Linked DNA regions of Homo sapiens: region 2 is linked to region 1. The links are chromatin loops, found by intact Hi-C in ENCODE. Cell type or tissue: dorsolateral prefrontal cortex. All regions are shown on one strand. Each heading gives the region's core, and the rest is flanking DNA. Links, peaks and the distances in the headings are about the cores only.

Region 1 (2,909 bases), core at 317-2,816:
TCGGGGTAATACTATCCGGAAAAAGCTGATAAAATGCAGATGTGACGAGGCCTCTGAAATTTGCGGTTTGCTAAGTGGTTTGCTGCGATGCTTGCCCCTGGCCAGGGTGGCTTCCCTTCGAGGCTGGGAACCAGGGGGGTGGGAGTTGCATTTTTTTTTTTTAAGTGAAAGGTTGAATAGAGGAAGTGAGTGTAGATTTTTTCCCTCTAATTAGGAAGATGGGCAAATAGAAAGTAGAGGGGAAGGGGACAATACCGGAGGACGTGGCAGTTCAGGCCTCCCCTTGGGTCCCCATCTAACCAGCCTCTTCGGGGGGGCACCTCCAGAAATGGGCACCCTGGGATTCCTCTGTGCAGCCTGGTGCAGGGGGTGGTGCAGGGGGTGCTTGGAAGGAGGCCACTCACTGACTGTGTGACCCTGGGCCAGTCACTCAATCTCTTCCTCAATGACTCAACCAAAAGACCAAATGACTCACAATCTCAGTTACTTACCAGGTGCGCTGCACCCAGCAGGATGCCTGAACACAGTAGGTGCTCGATGAATGACGCAGCAGTTTCCTTTACCTCACTTGGGACCCCACATGACCCTAGAGAGTAAAGCTGCATGACACTGATGTAAACACAATGAGTCCCAGTTGGGTGGTAGGCAAGGGGCCTGCCAGGCTGTTAGTCCCAAAAATCATGACTTCCCAGGCCAAAGTCACCGGGCTGGATCCCCTGAGGAAACAAGCATCACTGTGTTTTCCTGGGCCAAAGAAGCATTGGGGCAGAGCTCCTCCACTTTACTGTGTGCCCGAATCACCAGGGATCATTCCAAATGCAGATTCCCATTCAGGAGGGCCGGGCAGCCTATGAACATGCATCTCTCACAAGGTCCCAGAGATGCTGAGGCCTCAAGCGGGGTGAAGACCCCGAGTCATCAGGCTGGGGAGGAGGCTTTGGGCATACCTAGGCCTTGCCCTTTCAGTCCCAGGAGAACCCTGCTGACCAGAGAGGACAGGCGGCATGGTTGGTGTTGCTCAGGACGTTGGGGACAGAGCCAGACTGGAAGGGTGACTGCACCCTGAGCTTGGTGCTTTTCCCACAGGGCCTCTGGTGACCAACCTTCCATAGCCAGCCCTGGTTTCAGACCCGTGGGTGAATCCACATGACAGCATCCCAGAGAGCTCGCCTCATCACGCCCTTCCCAACTTGCTTTTACGACAAAGGAAAACTATTAATAGATGAATTGATGCTGTTACGTGCTGCCATTGAGGCCACATAACACAGTTCTCAAAACAGCCACGGGCCTGACCCGCACCTATCTATGGACCTCATGCCCCAGTCTGTGTGCAAACATCTCAAATAATCAATAAGCCGTGAAGACAGCTTGTGAAAACATGGCTTCAGTTTCAGGGATGCCTTTTCGCTCTCTTATATGTTTACGCTAAGGTAAAAGTAGCCAGCACATTGAGCTTCTCCTGCCGTCCTTACCTCTCATCCTCGAAAATATCCCTGGGAGGTGACTTGATCACGCCCATTTTCAGATGAGGGAAACTGAGGCCCAGAAGGTTAAGTCACTTGCTCTAAGGCTCCTCGCTGGCAGGATCAGAGCTGGAGTTCAAACCCAAACGTGTTTAGGAGTATCCAGCTCCAAAGCACACACAGCTGGGTTGGTGCCACGCTGTCTCCGGACAAACAGGACCCCAGGGTCGGTGCGAGGACGCAGAGTGCTAAGGCAGCCGAATGCAAAATTTAGGGCAGGGCCTGGGTTTTTCCCTTGTAAAGGCCAGTCTGCAATTAGAGGGGCCTTTTGCAGTTCTTGCCTTTCAAAGAAAGAGGGCGTCTCTCCCCCTGCTGGGGTGTGGGCAGAGCTGGTAGCAATTTTCCCACAATGTGTAAATTAGTCAATCTCCGAGTCTGTAAACGGGGGCCTTTGAAGCGATCTTAATGAAGCACTCCATTAGGGCTTAGTGATGGCTGCCTCCAGCATTACTGGACCCCGCGCCTTTTGATGTCTTGGGGCCACGGGTTGGAGGCTCAACTTATCTAAATGTCCCGGCAGGCTTAAAAAAAAAAAAAAAAAAGGCAAAAAGCTCCCTTAGAGAAGCTGAAAAATTTTTAATGAAAAAAGTTAGTCCTGGCCTGACTGATGTTGGCACTTCAAAGCCAGTGCAGACTAAATTGCTGTAGACTGCTTAATTCAAAAGTGCTCCCTCGCGGGTGACAGTCCAATGGTGACAAAATACAATTGGCAACAGGAGACGGGCAAGATCAAAGGCTGGCTATTGTAATAGTTTTGTTCCATGAAGAATTGCTCATTGTCAGGAGTTTTTAAGCCTTTTTTTTCTCTCTCCCTCTTTCTCTCTCTTTTTTTTTTTTTTTTTTTTTGGCCCCAGAGCCATCCCGGGATTCTCTGGTTCAGAATCAGTGTACATAAATACTTGTAATTACATCCTTCTGACAATACATTTCAGTTCGCAGAGGTTGCGGCTGCCTTCCCGTCTCTCTCAAGGTTCATGGAGCTGATGGTTGGTTGGATTGTAAAAATCATTTCTGTGTTTTTGTTAGAAAAGATCTTTCGAGGCACTTGGAGGGCGAATTAGAGCTGGGATGTGCTCATCTTCTTGAGGACTATTTTAGGATTTGCTTCAGATTAAACTGCTGCCTGCAGAGGCCCTTGAGGGGTGATGGGGTGGAGGGAGCATCAGATGACTGGTCGTGGGGTTCTGGCTCTTCTTTATGACTTTACCTGGTTTCTCCTGGCCTCAATTTCCCCAGTTATAACCTGGGGCTCATTTACTCACACCACAAGTATTTATTGAGCTCTGACCTGGGTGAATGCATGCCTTGCCAGGGTCATTTGTAAGGCCGTTGGGAGAAAGTGGGCATGAAAGCCCTCTGCGATCTGGACACTGCCTCCTTCACTCC
Region 2 (2,909 bases), core at 257-2,756, 58 kb before region 1:
CAGCATTCTTGTCACAACAATTCAACAAGTCTCTAGGAAGTTCCAAACTTTCCCTCACCTTCCTTCTTCTTCTGAGCCCTCCACACTGTTCCAACCTCTGCCCATTACCCAGTTTCAAAGCTGTTTCCACATTTTCAGGTATCTTTATACAATCCCAGCACCAATTTTCTGTATCAGTCCATTCTCATATTGCTATAAGGAACTACCTGAGTCTGGGTAATTTATGAAGAAAAGAGGTTTAATTGACTCACAACTCTACATGCTGTGCAGGAAGCATGGCTGGGGAAGCCTCAGGAAACTTACAATCATGATGGAAGGTGAAGAGGACACAGGTGCATCTTCACATGGTGGAGCAGGAGAGAGAGAGAAAAGTGGGAAGTGCTACACACTTAAACAGGCAGATCTCATGAGAACTCACTTATTATGACAAGAACAGCAAGGGGGAAGTCTGCCCCTATGATTCAGTCACCTCCCACCGGGCCCTTCCTCCAACATTGAGGATTACAATTCCACATGAGATTGGGGTAGGGACACAGAGCCAAATCGTATCAGGTGCTGGTATCTCTATTTTGCAGATGAGAAAACCAGGCTCAAGAGATTAGGTGACTGGCCCAAGGTCATATAGCCAGAGAGTGACAGAGCTGGAGTTTGAACCCTGATAGTGTGGTCCCAGAGACCCCATGCTTGAGCTCTGCATGGGGCTTTGCACAGGAGTGCCCCAGGGCTGCATAGCAAACCTACGAGGTGGAAGGTGTTATTGTGTCCATGGTCAACACTAGTGCCTGAGATTCAGAGAGGTTGAGTGACTTTGCTCAAGGTCACAGAGCTAGCCAGGGATTCCACATAGGTCACGTCATGCTGATGTAAAACCTGAGCTCTTGGTACTGGGCAGGGGCCTGGCAGTGAACACTAACTGCTGGCCATTATTGTTAGGAAATATTATCCACGTTGCTTTTTCATCAGCTTTAAGGAAATAGTCATCAAACTGCTTGGCCTTTTGGCTTCCCAGCTATTCTCTAAGATTTCACCTTCACCAAGGCCTCTGTGGCTGGGGTGCAGCAGGACAGCGAGTTAAGGTGCTTAATGCGCAGAGAACCCTCAGCTAAGCAACCTGGGGTGGAATTATCCCCACTCTGGCCTGGCACGCCTGGAGCCTGTCCACAGCCAACAGTCAGCTGCCCGCCCTCGCCGCCTCCCGCCCTCCAGCAGAGTTGTCACAGCAACCGCTTGGGCATCTCATAGGCGTCTCCTTCAATAATCTGGGCCTCTGATCTCCGGCAGGCCTGTAATGAAGGGACAGTTTGTTAGTGCTGACATAAACATTGGGGAACTCGAGCCGCCTATTTCATGTCATTTAAGAAGTCAGCTCAAGCCTGCCGACAGCCGAGCAAACTGTGAAGATATTTATTTGTTGAGCTTCCTATGGTGAAAACCAATGTTTATGAGGCCAGTTTTTTTGTAGTCATTGATTTCTTTTTTTTGTAAGGAAAGAACAATATCTCAGAACATGATCATGTGCAATTTTCTTTCCTTCACTCAACCTGTGGCTAAAGCAAGTGGAATAACAGTGCCTGATCATGAACAGAGGAGATGCCATTTACATCACATTCTCTCATTTGCAAAGCCCTTTCTTGGGCATCACTGCTTCAATAACACATCAGTTCCGAGAGGAAGGGAGGTCTTGTACCCATGGGCAGATGTAGGGAAAGAAAGCAGAGAGGTTGAGTGACACACCCAGGGTCACACAGCTAATAAACAATGGAGTCAGGATTTGAATCCAACGAAGGCTTTCTGTGAAAACTCCAGAGTTCTTTCCACTACCTTGTGCTGGGGTTACTTGCTCCAAGGTATCTAAGCAACCCCATGTATTAATCCCCAAATTCACAGGAATGGCAGGAGGGGACGGGTGTGTCCTAGATCTTTCCATGTGTTTTAAAAAAATTAACCTGATGATTTTTTGGCAGCGAGAAAAAAGAATGACAGGAACAACCACAAAAACAAAACTTCAAGAGCTGCTAATGGGTTTGTACTTTGTCTTCTTAGCAAATAGACCTTTTTAAAAAATCAGGCTTCTTGGGGAGAGATTAGGTCCCAGATTCTAGCAGCTCTATAGTGCCAAGTTGTTCCCTGGGCCTCCCAGCCAAGGGTCTGGGTCCCTCTGTCAGTCCTTGGCTTCAGTTTTGGGCGTCATTCTAACGGGTTGCTGGGTTGTAGCCCTGGCTCTGGCACTCACCAAGAGAGTGACCTTGGTCAAGTTGCCTAGCTGCTTAGTTTGCTCATCTGTTAAATGGAGTTGAAAATCCCCATACCTTTTCTCGCAGGGCAGGATCTGTATGGGGAAAAAGTATCTGCCAAAACTAAACATGCTTCGTGCTTGGGCGGCACCATGTTGATGAGGAAAGGACCCAGGGTCTGGGTCAGAGGTCCTGAGTGTGTAGTCTGAAGGACTCACATTCCCTCTCTGGGCCCCTGCTTGTTTGTTGCAAAATGGGATGACAGTCTATGGCAGTGGCAATGGCAGCGACATGTTCATTCGCTCCTTTATCCATTCATCAGCTGTTTACCCCATGCAGGGCTCTGCATCCCAGGCTGTGCATTTTATGTATCCAACTCCTGCAACTCTCTCAGCACATGTACCCATTCTACAGAAGAGGAAAATGAGGCTGGCCTATCTGACTAGTTTCTCCTGCCAGGGCTGTCGTGAAAAACGAATGCCTCTCATCCAAGGGTGTGGTAAACAGTCACATTTGTCAAGGAGTGATTCACTGGTGCGTTGTCTTTTCCTTTCATGCTCCCCCTTCTCTAATGCATGGGGCTCCTCTGCACTCCTAAATTAGGTGCCACAGGACACAGACTTCCTGACTCCCGACAAAACAGAGCCAACACTTTGAGGGGAAAGGCATCCTGGC

What was found. Peaks named below come from ENCODE experiments on the same cell type or tissue, not always from the same donor. Only the 100,000 strongest peaks of a DNase experiment are listed, where the experiment ranks them.
Region 2: it touches region 1 in a loop (6-fold over the local background); 2 of 110 quality-filtered maps call a loop at or near these places.

The regions. Positions count from the first base shown.
Region 1 is chr4:4,760,631-4,763,539 of GRCh38, reverse strand. LOC124900165 reads right to left here. Exons shown (of 6, transcript XM_047416490.1): 6 at 1-2,909. It overlaps LOC101928279 (a long non-coding RNA gene), which reads right to left and starts at 1,780. Exons shown (of 3, transcript NR_125892.1): 1 at 1,473-1,780. RefSeq lists enhancers at 1-33, 90-399, 34-570, 1-1,024. In dorsolateral prefrontal cortex, for the core only: a CTCF peak has its summit at 1,822 (motif pointing left); DNase peaks (open chromatin) are centred at 1,719, 1,887 and 2,204; H3K27ac peaks cover 385 bases.
Region 2 is chr4:4,818,780-4,821,688 of GRCh38, reverse strand. No RefSeq gene overlaps it. Among named protein-coding and RNA genes, the nearest start is that of LINC01396, 24 kb to the left of the region's middle. In dorsolateral prefrontal cortex, for the core only: no CTCF peak of the experiment used is centred there; a DNase peak (open chromatin) is centred at 1,208; H3K4me3 peaks cover 305 bases; H3K27ac peaks cover 1,055 bases.